2 separate regions of the Mus musculus genome follow, and region 1 is linked to region 2. Evidence: chromatin loops called from intact Hi-C (ENCODE). Cell type or tissue: heart. All regions are shown on one strand. Links, peaks and the distances in the headings refer to the core of each region. The heading gives the core; the rest is flanking DNA. Region 1 holds the start of Tmed9 (transmembrane p24 trafficking protein 9). Region 2 holds the start of Ddx41 (DEAD box helicase 41).

Region 1 (6,197 bases), core at 1,883-4,382, 56 kb before region 2:
TAAATATCTGTGAATTCAAGGCCAGCCTGGCCTACAAAGCAAGTTCCAGGACACAGAGAAACCTCCTCTCAACAAAAATAAATAAATAAATAAATATTTAAAAATTAAAATAGCCGGGCCTGGTGGTGCATGCCTTTAATCCCAGCATTCGGGAGGCAGAGGCACGTAGATTTCTGAGTTCGAGGCCAGTCTAGTCCATAAAGTGAGTCCCAGGATAGCCAGGGCTATACAGAGAAACCCTGTCTCCAAAAACCAAAAAAATAAAAAATAATTAAAATAAAGGGGGTGGGGGGCGGTAAGTGGGAAGCTAAAATCTCAGAACTACCTTTACTACTGGGAGGCCGTAGCAGACACTGTATAATTTTTCCTGTTTAGATGGGTCACTGCCCATCAACTACAATTCATTCATGATACCTGCCTGGTTCCTGGTCAGGAAAAATTCAGAGGCTTTAGATTCTGGGGACACCTAGAACCTTTAAAACGGCTGCTAAGGTGCTGGTATTATCATGCTCTTCTCCTGTTTGTCACTGTGATTTCCTGTGAAGCCAGGCTCTTACGAGGCTGCGGCTCGATTACAAATGGACTCTGTAACACACAGTCACCTTTTAGACCTGCACTCTGGCATAGGTAAGTCCCCTGGGCTTCCATAAAGAGTCTTTCCTGCAACTCCTAGCAGCAGAGCTTGCCACCCACCGGGCGGCCGGCCGAGCCGGCACTCACCCAGCACTCACCCGCTGGTAGTTCTGCTCCTTTTGGATCTGCTCCACTTGCTCCACCAGCTGTCGCACCCTCAGCTGCAGCTCGCTCAGCTTGTCCTTGGCAGCAATTTCTGCATAGTCGTTTGCATGTTCGCCCACTTGGATGTCAAGGTGAACCCTCTGGGGAGGGAAGAGTGAGAAGAGAGTGAGGCGGGCCTGCTGCCTCTGACTGCCGGACTGGCAGCTGATCTGTCTACCTTCCCTTTTTTCTCTTTCTTTTTGTTAAATTCAGATCACACACTGAGACACCCTCAATGCTATGGGGCTCCGGGTATACGAGTGAAAATAATAAGCTTGGGGCTCACACTCTGACCTATGTTCACACTGTTTGTTAATACCCATGTTCACACCATTTGTTCTTTGTAGCTGTGGCTTCCCAAGAACAGAAAAACTTCAAAGAGCAAAGACACAGATTCAAAAAACATATTTGTACTGAGAATGAAGCCTTTTTGGTCATTCTTTAGATCAATTCATATGCCACATATATCACTAACACTGCATTAGGGGTTATACGTAACCTAGAGATGATAAAGTATACAGCAGGATATGTATGCCTTGTATAAAAATAAAAGCACACTATTACGGTCGTAAGAAATGGCTATACAAACTGATCAGTCACTATGCCCTGTATGCCCTCTGGCAATCCAATGCTTTAAAAGGCACAAAATCCAGTACCTGCCACACTCACGGTACAAATGCCCAGTCCTAAGCAGGGTATACTGCCTGAAAGCCTTTGGTCACCCATGGACCTACTTACCAGCATCCCTCCGGCAAAGAGGGAGAACTTGGTGGAATTTGAGTGAAGACAGATCTGGTGCTCACCAGGGGTGTGGGAGGTGAAGGTGAACCTGCCCTCAGAGCCATACTGCCGGGCCAGGATGACCTATAGATAACAGGGAGGATTTCAGTCAGTGATGCTGCCAGGAGACTAGGAAAAAATGGGGATAAAAGCTCTGAGTACCACAAGAGTCTGCAAGGAGAGCCTTGGGCACGTCACAGCACTAAAGGACCCAAGGGTACTCAGCCACAGGCATAAAATGATCGCAACAATCTGGGGCAGGGTTGAAGGGTCTGACATCAGGCTGGCGAGTAACTGCTCCCCAGGCGGAGCTGGCCTGCCTCTACCTTCCAGGGGCAGCATGACCACCATGTTGCTGTTTTGTTTTGTTTTTAGTTTTTGGGGTTTTTTTTTGGTTTTTCGAGACAGGGTTTCTCTGTGTAGTCCTGGCTGTCCTGGAACTCACTTTGTAGACCAGGCTGGCCTCGAACTCAGAAATCCACCTGTCTCTGCCTCCCAAGTGCTGGGATTAAAGGCCACCACCGCCCGGCTGTTTGTTTGTTTTTATGCCTGTTAATTTTTTTAAGTATTTTTTTTTCTTTATTTGTGTGAATGTTAGCATTGGGTGTCCTGAAACTCACTCTGTTGACCAGGCTGGCCTGGAACTCAGAGAGATCCAACTGTCTCTGCCCTCCAAGTGCTGGGATTAAAGGCATGGGCCAGCTTTAAGAGCATTTGCCTGGCTGCAAATGCTCTTCCTTGATGCTCAGCCATCTCTCCAGGCGCTTGGATGAATGGTGATGTCAAAAATAACTTCCACAACTATTCTGATGGTTAGTGACAACAAAACTATTTTGCCTTTTGTCTTTAAAACATTATTTGTCAAAACTGAAAGGTGTTCTGTTTTGTGAAATTAAGGCCTAAACAACAACTTTAGCATTAGCAACTTTTTGGTATCCATCACTGACTGCAATTAATACACTTATCGCTAGAGTAAGTGAGCTTCCATTTCACAGGCTAGGGAAAGCAGCCGAATTGGGGGAGTCACTCAGAGGTCACTGAGAAGTTGTGAACTGAACCTGTCCAGAAACCGCGGCCCAAGTTCCTAGAGAAGATCCGGTATCTTCCCACAACACCAACTAAAATTCTCGATCGAACAGATAAGGAAACTAACAAAGAAGTACCGGAGCGGGTAAGGGCCAGCTTACCTTGTCCTCGGGGTCTTTTACCTCTACGAACATGCCAAGCCCAGGGGTGGCTGGCTGGTACTCCTCCCGCTGTTTGTCATACAGCTGCGTCCGGTAATTTCCTGGAGACAGGCGGAAAAAGGAAGATGAAATAAGCTCGAAGAGGTGCGGGGTTCGCGGCCAGGCTAGCTACCCGGAACAGGTCGCATCCCCCTCCGCCCCAGGACCACTGACTTGTCCCAAACGCTTCCCTGCGCCCCCGCACCGATGACCATGGTCTCGTCCGGAATCTCCTCAATGAAGCACTTCTTTTCTGTTTCTCCGATGTGGAAATACAGCGCGCTTCCGCGGGCTGCAAGCCACAGCAGTAGCAGGAAGGCCCGCATCCCTCTCCCCAGCAAGAGACCCGGTGAGCTTCCGACAACCCGCACGCCTCGCACCGCAGCCATCTTGCCCCACCTGCCTGCGCAGGCGCAGACTGCCGAGCCACGTAGCCCAGCGGAGGCCACCGCAGTGCCTGCCGGGACTGCGAGTTCCGCCGCATGGACTACAAGTCCCTAGATACACCACGCCTCCGCGCGGCAGTACCTGATTGGGGCTGGTTTCTGCAAGCTGAGGACTGGGGTCTCCAAAATGGAAGGATTTTCTTCGGTTTAGCCAAATAGCGAGATGACTGATAATAGTTGTCAGCCTGCGCAACATATAAGCGGAGGCAAGGTTCGAACCTGTTTCACCCAATAGTAATACAACTCTCCCTCTTGCCCATCCTCTCCCCATCCCTCTTTACTTTTATTTGATTTGACACAGGGTCTTGCTATGTTGCTTTGCCTCACTGGAATTTACAATGCAAACTCCCCCCGGCCTGAAATTTGTAGGGATCTTTCTGACTCTTAAGGTTGGGATATAAGGTGCACACAACACTATGTTCAGCCATCCTACTCTCGGTTACTATTTGCACTGTCTATTCTTTCCCACTCATATCATTACTTTATATTCCAAAATGAACCTCTTAGGGGCAACATGCAATTAGATCATGCCTTTTGAACGCCATCTTGCCAAGTTCTACCTTTTAATTGTAGGGTTTATGCCACTTACATTTAATTTAATCATTAATAAGATTTATAACTATCATTGTGTTGTTTATGTATGTCTTGTGTTTGTTGTTCACCAATACCTTTGTCTGTACTAAGTAGATACATTGTGGCATCTTTTTTTTTTTTTTTCTTGAGACAGTCTAACTATGTAGCCCTGCCTGGCTCTGACCTTGATAGGTAGACCATGTTGGTATCTCTCTAAACTCCACCCCCACAGTTCCTGGCAGAAGCCAAGTATGCTCCGCCCCACAGTTACCTGGCAACAGTCAGGTAGTCCTGGCTCTATAAAAGGGGCTGCTTGGCCCCTCCTCTCTCTCTTACTCTCTTACTCTCTTGCCTCTTTCCCTTTGCTCTTTATTCCCTTCCCCTCTCTCTTCACGTCGCCATGGCCAGCCCCTACTTCTTTACTCTCTCCTTCTCTCTGCCTCTGCTACTCTCTTAACTGCCTTCCCCATGCCCTAAATAAACTATTCTATACTATACCAGTGTGGTCTGGTCCCTCAGGGGGAAGGGATGCCTTGGCATGGGCCCACTAAGGCAACCTCTTCCCCCACACCCCGCCAGAACATATTCTTATAGCTCGCTCTCTTTTTATGATCACAACAGACCAGGCTGTCCTTCTTGATCTTATAGAGCTCTGTCTACCTCTGCCTCCCTAGTGCTGGGATTAAATTAATCTCTTCATGCTTGTAGGGTTGATAAAGGATACACATTCCTCTCTAGGCTTTGGATTGATAGAGATAAGGAAAGCCCACACAGGCAAGAAGAGGGAGTCCCACATTGTAGCTGAGACAAGAATGCATGGAACTTTTACTGAACAGGCTCATAGTGCAGAGAGATTCCAGAGATCAGGAGATCCAGAGGGCAGCACAGAAATGCTGATGAGGAGAAATTGCAGAATAGCTAGATCTCATCTCCCTTCCAGGCCTCTGGGGTATAGGAGGTCTCAATGAAGCACTTGTACAGATTGTAGAGCTCAAACAATTTCCTCTATAATCCATGAGAACCAGCAGCTACAGTGGCAGAAGTGGCCAGTCTGATCTGCCAACGTCATCCCCTATGCTTCCTGCCCTGTGGTCCCATCCATATCAGCTGCCTCTTTAGGGGCAGCAGTGTTAGTACTGCTTCTCATTGCACTTCAGAGATGCTTTCTCAGCCTCACCTTATATAACAACAACAACAACAAACTAAACAAGCAACCAAAAACAGAGTAAAGCAAAAGTTGTTCAGGTTTCTTGCTAATGTGGTAAATGCTTCAGCAGGGAAGAAGTTGTCCTATAGAGTCTGTGTGGCAACTCCCAAACAGGAATTAAAATGGTAGGAACAGGAACAAGTTTGTGGTCTGAACATGGAGGGCTCTAGCTTTGGAGTGGGGGAAAGGGCTTGTGCTAAAGAACTGTAGAAACAGGGCTGGAGAGATGGGTCAGCACTGGCTGCTCTTCCAGAGGGCCTGAGTTCAATTCCCAGAAACTACATGGTAGCTCACATCCATCTGTAATGGGATGCCCTCTTTTGGCACGCAGGTGTGCATGCAGATAGAGCACTCATTTAAAAAAGAAAGAAAGAAAGAAAGAAAGAAAGAAAGAAAGAAAGAAAGAAAGAAAGAAAGGAGTTAATTTTATATCCAGCTACTTCACCGAAGCTGTTTATCAGGTTTAGACGTTCTCTGGTGGAATTTTTAGGGTCACTTATATATACTATCATATCATCTGCAAAAAGTGTTATTTTGACTTCATCTTTTCCAATTTGTATCCCCTTGATCTCCTTTTGTTGTCAAATTGCTCTGGCAAGGACTTCAAGTACAATGTTGAATAGGTAGGGAGAAAGTGGGCAGCCTTGTCTAGTCCCTGATTTTAGTAGGATTGCTTCCAGCTTCTCACCATTTACTTTGATGTTGGCTACTGGTTTGCGGTAGATTGCTTTTATCATGTTTAGGTATGGGCCTTGAATTCCTGATCTTTCCAAGACTTTTATCATGAATGGGTGTTGGATCTTGTCGAATGCTTTTTCCGCATCTAGCGAGATGATTATGTGGTTTTTGTCTTTGAGTTTGTTTATATAATGGATTACGTTGATGGATTTCTGTATATTAAACCATCCCTGCATCCCTGGAATAAAACCTACTTGGTCAGGATGGATGATTGTTTTAACGTGTTCTTGGATTCAGTTAGTGAGAATTTTATTGAGTATTTTTGCATGAATATTCATAAGGGAAATTGGTCTGAAGTTCTCTATCTTTGTTGGATCTTTCTGTGGTTTAGGTATCAGAGTAACAAACAAGTCAATGACCTATCTCTACACAAAGATTAAACAGGCTGAGAAAGAAATTAGGGAAACAACACCCTTCTCAATAGTCACAAATAATATAAAATATTTTGGA
Region 2 (6,197 bases), core at 1,678-4,177:
TGTAGTTCTGACGTGCCCTGCCACCTGTCTTGACCTGTCCTGCTCCCACCACCCTGACCAACCAAAAGCTGAATGGACGCCATGCTGTGCTGGGGCCTGTGAGGACCTCGGCAAAGCCACTTCCTGGTGCTACGCTGCCTGCACTCAGAGCCCGGGGCTGGGCTGGCCTGTGAGCCAAGGACTGGTGGGACTGCTGGGCTGGCCTGTGAGCAAGGGCTGGTGGGACTGCTGGCCCAAACCTGCTCTCTTTGTGTTTGGTTTCTGTTTTGTTTTTTTAATTCTTTACTTTTGATACTGTGAATATCTTTCATGGGGAGAGATAAAGCAACATTTGGACACAGAGTTAGTATGATGGTGATTTGCTGATCTGAATGGGGAGTGGGAGAGAGGTATATGTACTCAGAAATAGAGGTCTGTCTTAGTCACCATCTACAGCAGTATTCTGCTCAGGCAGTCTGCCATCGTTCTTATATAACCCTTAGAGTCCCCAAGCAATTCTGAGTGGGGCTGACAGCCCAACATAATGGAGATGGGGGACTAAGGTTATGACAACAAAGTGACTGCTAAACCGTCTGGCTGGGCCCAAAGGTTGTGGCTGTTGTCACTGTCTAGGCCCTGTCTCCTATTGGGAGGACTCAAGTACATCAACCTAGAACACTATATGGGCTGGGTAGCTCGACAATGGCCGCCTCTGCATAGTGAGAGGCTGATTCAGTCTAGTGCTTCAGGGTTGCTGGGAATTGAACCTGGATCCTCTGGAAGAGCTCAGTGCCCTTGACTGCTAAGCCATTTCTAGCCCTCAAGAGAGTCCCTAATCCACCGGGCAATGGTGATGCATGCCTTTAATCCCAGCACTCGGGATTTCTGAGTTCGAGGCCAGCCTGGTCTACAGAGTGAGTTCCAGGACAGCCAGGGATACACAGAGAAACCCTGTCTTGAAAAACCTAAAAAACAAAAAGAGAGAGAGAGTGTGTGTGTGTCCCTAATCTTTAGTCCACATTGGAAAACTGAAGAAGCTAAGCTCTGATGTCAGCAGAGTAGTTGCAAAAGCAACATTTCCTCGGATCTCCTTATGTCCAGGATACCACTGAGAAAAGTACAGCACATTTGAGTGTAGTGTCTTCACCCCTTAGTTAATCCTTCCCGGAAATGGCCTTACAGGTTCACCTTGCTTAGCCTTTACACTTAGTTTTCCCCTCTGCAATGTGATCATGTGGACCTAGGTTGGATATGGACTTTTACATATGCATGAGACCAGAGGCCCTGAGGCCTTTACAACTATGCACCTGCAGCCCTAGCCAGTTGAGAGCTACCCACACCATACCAACACAATTGGAGCAGTTAAGGACAAACACCTTTTAGAATTAGATCTGCGTGTCCAGTGGGAATGGGCTATGTATACACTCGTAAACCTTAAAACAAAACACATACTAAACATCTATAAAGTCAAGGAATCCACTTCACCTTCCCAAATCCTATTTTAATGTGGTAGATTTACTAAAAATGTCTCACATGTGCCGTGTCCAGGCTTAAGTCTTTTTAAAGATCTGTTTTATGTGTGAGTGTTTTGCTCACACTGTAAGCCTGGTGTTGAAGGTCAGAAGAGAGCATTGGATTCCACAGAAATGGAGTTAGAAATGTGAGGCACCATATAGGTGCTGAGAATCCAATCTGGGTCCTCTGCAAGAACCAATGCTCTTGGCCTGAGCCACCCTCCAGCCCTGCTAAATGCCATTCTTAGCAAGCGTCTGCTAGGCTCTGCAGTTAACCCATACTCTTCTCCTCCCCCAAGGGAGCAGGAGCCAGACCACAGGCTCACAGCTCCTGCTTCTCAGCCTGTTTCATTTTTAGGAAAGGGAAAACAGTTGTAGCCTTTTCTCTGTATTGGTTAGCTTTGTTTTTCACACTTAAAACTGCTCTTTAAAATTCCAGTTGTGGCAAGAGTTAAAGTCTGGTCAAGTACCTACAAAGTCTAGCTTTGGCCTTCAGCACACGGTCACCAGCTAGGTGACTCCTGACTTTCTTTCACATTCCCCACCCCTCCACAATTACTCTTCCATTATGAATTCCGGGTGTTTGTTTCTTTACCATGAGTTCTTACTGTGTAGCCCCAGCTGGCTTCAAACTCAGATCTGCCTGCTGAGTGCTGGGATTAAAGGTGCATGCAACCACCTGGCTTTTGGATTTTAATTATTCTTCAAGAGAGGCTACTTGCTATGAATATCACGAAAATTGATTTGCACTTCCTTTGTGATTTCATGCTAGGTATTGTGATTATACACAATCCCAGCACTCATGAGGTTGAAGCAGGAGGATCACCACAAGTTTGAAGCCAACCTTGGCTACATGGCAAGACCCTCTCTTAGGTTAAAAAAAAATCATTTTATTTCTCCCAATCTCAGAACACTTTGGCACTCCATGGTGATCGATGCACCTATTACAGATAAAGACTTGGGAAGGAGCAGCCAGCACTAGCTCTGTCTTTCCTCCTTAAAGTAGGACTCCTAACAACCTGGGCCCGTCTCCTTACCTCACACCAGCCCCTGAGATCTCTGCAGATGCCCCAAGGAATCTGGTTATTTGCTCTACACTCTCAGCCCCTTTCCTGCTCTCTTGATGGTGACTCCTCCCTCCACTAACTCGAAAACCCAGATCCAGCATCTCTTCTGTGCTATCTCTAGCTTCCCAGGTGGTCACTCTGAGATGTATATCATTTACACACATAACATACAAGGTTAAAAAAGACCTTGACCATTATTTTACTTCTGACCCGTCGGAACAGCGGTGTTATCTCACGTTAATGAATAATATTTTGCGAGCACCGCTTGCAGGGCTGAAACTCCTGGCCGCCAGAGGGCACAACGCTCCCCGGGAGCGTGCGGGAAAGGACAGCGTGCGGAGGGTAGGGCGTGTTCAACAGATTCATCCTTTAACCCACGACTTGGATCTTCTGCGCATGCTTCAAATCCTCCCGCTACCCACAAGGCTTCGCCAGACCCAATTGGCTCCGCTGCGCGTCCGTAAACGCGCTGGAAGAAGATTGTCCCGGTTCGCGATCCGGCGCTCACGCCGTTGCTAGGCGACCACAGCAGTTTTTCCTATCTGATTGGAGCTCAGATGCCCTGGCATTGCGCATGTGTGCAGCCTAAGATGGAGGATTCGGAACCGGAGCGGAAGGTGGGACTGAGGTTTGGTCCACGCGAGGGGGTGCGGGCAGGGGGAGGGGCCGCGGCTGACTCGGGTCTCCGCAGCGGGCACGCGCGGACGAGGCGACCGCGGGTGGGAGCCGCTCCGAGGACGAGGATGAGGACGACGAGGACTACGTACCCTATGTGCCGTTGCGGCAGCGCCGGCAGCTACTGGTGAGGGGCCGCATCCCTGGTGCAACGGCGACATGTCCCCGGCCGTCAGCGGGAGGGGGGATCTGGGGAGCTGTAGTCCTACCTTGGGTCGTGGTTCTGAGGAAGACCAGGGACTAGTGAACCTGAGTTCCGGACAGACGTGCGCCTCAGTGCACACGATCCCCTTCCCGGAAAAAGCCCTCCCGGGTGCTGTGCCCCCTCACCTGCTGGGTCCTGGGCTTGGCTCTGAGGGACACTGCTGGGACCTCAGCTCCAGAAGCTGCTGCAGCGAAGACGCAAGGGCGCTACGGAGGAAGAGCAGCAGGACAGTGGCAGTGAGCCCCGAGGAGATGAGGACGACATCCCGCTGGGCCCTCAGTCCAATGTCAGCCTCCTGGATCAGCACCAGCACCTCAAAGAGAAGGCTGAAGGTGGGCCTAGCAGGAAGGAGAGAGGACGGGCCTAGGCCGCAGTGCTCCTGCTTCTCTGACCTCTTCGGCTTCTTTTCTCAGCACGCAAGGAGTCCGCCAAGGAAAAGCAACTGAAGGAAGAAGAAAAGATTCTGGAGAGTGTGGCTGAAGGCCGAGGTACCATTATAGTTGGTTCAGAGCAGAGGTGGACTGAGCCACCTCCTCCCGATTTCAAAGGCGAGACCTCTTGGGTGGTCTTGCTCATTGAGCCATGTCTGTCTCCTCAGCCTTGATGTCAGTGAAGGAAATGGCCAAAGGCATCACCTATGACGATCCAATCAAAACTAGGTATGCCTTTCCAGTAAGTATATGAGGTTGGGACTGGCAGTGGTACCCTGACGCCCTGCTGTGCGGACTGGGGAGGGAGCTGCCCCACCATACTCTACCGTGTTGCCCTCTCCTGCCCACCACCTACCCATAGTTGGACACCCCCGCGTTATGTCCTGAGCATGTCTGAGGAGCGGCATGAGCGAGTTCGGAAGAAGTATCACATCCTGGTGGAGGGCGATGGTATCCCGCCACCCATCAAGAGCTTCAAGGAGATGAAGTTTCCTGCAGGTACCCGAGGAGAAGGGAGACACCGTGCTTTATCATCTTGCCCCTGTGAGGTTGTGTATCCCAGCACCCACTGCGCTCAGCCGTGGGAATGGAGAGTTGGAGATAGGAAGTCTCTCTGTGGTTGTTGGTGGTACTTGGTTTTGGGGGGAGGAGCTCTTTTGAGACAGGATCTCTTTCGGCAGCCCAGACTGACCTCAAATCCAAAACAGTCCTCCTGCAGCATCCCTACTGAACGCTTGTGCTAGCTAGCACTGGAGGCATAACCACCACACCCTGTGGGCAGTTGTGAAACCACGTGTCGTTTTGGAGGCCCAATTGTCCCCGAACATAATATGTCCAGGCTTTCCTCACACTCAAAGATCCAGTTATCTGTGCCTCCTAGGTTCAGGGCTTATAGGCATGTCCCACCACTCCTCACTAGAGGAAGGGTTTTTTGTTTTGTTTTGTTTTGTTTGAGACAGTGTTTCTCTGTGTAGCCCTGGCTGTCCTAGTACTCACTCTGTAGACCAGGCTGACCTCGAACTCAGAAATCTGCCTGACTCTGCCTCCCAAGTGCTGGGATTAAAGGCGTGCGCCACCACCGCCCGGCGAGGAAGGGTTTCTTTGGACTTATTTTCAGATGCCTCGGCTATCTTCTGCTTCAACAGAGCTTCCATGAGAACTTAGGCCCAGTGAGCCAGTGAGCCTTGGACCTACTGTTTCCTGACACCCCAGCCTCTGTTTCACGATTTACAACTTACAGGGAAGAACTAATTCTACCGGACTCAGGATGCCAATTAAACTCCTGTTCTTTACTACAGCTATCCTTCGGGGCCTGAAAAAAAAGGGCATCCTCCACCCAACACCCATTCAGATCCAGGGCATCCCTACCATGTAAGTGTGGGCTGTGAGCATGACTGCAACAGAGAAGCCATGCCCACTTATCCAGCTGTCTCCTGCTGGGCCAGTCCTGAAGCTGTCCTCTCCCGACAGTCTGTCCGGTCGGGACATGATCGGCATTGCCTTCACGGGGTCAGGCAAGACACTGGTATTCACTCTGCCAGTCATCATGTTCTGCCTGGAACAGGAGAAGCGGTTGCCTTTCTCCAAGCGAGAGGGGCCTTATGGGCTCATCATCTGCCCCTCGGTAAGATAGGCTAATCCTGGGGTCGGGAGAAGGACTGTGCTGGCTTCCGGTACCAGCCTTGTCTCTGCCTGTAGCGAGAGCTGGCTCGGCAGACCCACGGCATCCTGGAGTATTACTGCCGTCTGCTGCAGGAGGACAGCTCACCCCTCCTGCGCTGTGCCCTCTGCATCGGGGGCATGTCGGTGAAGGAGCAGATGGAGACCATCCGACAGTACGTACTGATGGTCTCGGTGGCATCCCCTGAGTGTCCAGAGAGGTAGAAGAAGCCTTTAGATTGGCTACTGCATGGGCCTCACACAGTTCTTCTGGGAGTCCAGTCCTTGAGGGAAAATGGTTTGGGGTAGGATGGAAAGATGTAGCTGGATATTGTGGGAATAGAACAGATGGAATGCCCCATTCTCTGGGATATTGGAAGTCAGAAAAGGCATTGCAGGGAAGGTGCCATTTGAAATTGGGGGTCAGTTCAGGTAGAAAGCTCAGAGATTGAAGTCTAGGGTATCCAGAAAAATCAGAACTATTTACTGTGGTTAACCAGACTAAGGTACTGATGTGGACTGGACCCCAGTAGCACCTCTGCTTGGTCCTTTCCAGGTAGTGCAATCCTAGCAGACATCTCTAGCACTCTGGACCAGGCCCCAAGATGATAGTCATACCAGAACCCACCCCTATGTCTGAGGTATTCCCAGGCTCAGGGAGGATGCA

What was found. Peaks named below come from ENCODE experiments on the same cell type or tissue, not always from the same donor. Only the 100,000 strongest peaks of a DNase experiment are listed, where the experiment ranks them.
Region 1: it touches region 2 in a loop (4-fold over the local background); 1 of 42 quality-filtered maps calls a loop at or near these places.

Annotation. Positions count from the first base shown.
Region 1 is chr13:55,590,149-55,596,345 of GRCm38, reverse strand. Tmed9 (transmembrane p24 trafficking protein 9) reads right to left here and starts at 3,211. Exons shown (of 5, transcript NM_026211.3): 1 at 2,989-3,211; 2 at 2,745-2,845; 3 at 1,516-1,641; 4 at 732-878. The coding sequence starts at 3,172. In heart, for the core only: a CTCF peak has its summit at 3,307; a DNase peak (open chromatin) is centred at 3,225; H3K4me3 peaks cover 1,988 bases; H3K27ac peaks cover 1,778 bases.
Region 2 is chr13:55,533,461-55,539,657 of GRCm38, reverse strand. It overlaps Ddx41 (DEAD box helicase 41), which reads left to right and starts at 3,000. Exons shown (of 17, transcript NM_134059.2): 1 at 3,000-3,177; 2 at 3,252-3,362; 3 at 3,613-3,772; 4 at 3,854-3,928; 5 at 4,039-4,099; 6 at 4,233-4,369; 7 at 5,170-5,242; 8 at 5,342-5,495; 9 at 5,570-5,706. The coding sequence starts at 3,151. Gm46416 (a long non-coding RNA gene) reads right to left here and starts at 3,663. Exons shown (of 5, transcript XR_003950651.1): 1 at 3,566-3,663; 2 at 2,771-3,458. It overlaps Fam193b (family with sequence similarity 193, member B), which reads left to right. Exons shown (of 11, transcript NM_145382.4): 11 at 1-342. In heart, for the core only: a CTCF peak has its summit at 2,847 (motif pointing right); DNase peaks (open chromatin) are centred at 2,517 and 3,047; H3K4me3 peaks cover 1,775 bases; H3K27ac peaks cover 1,673 bases.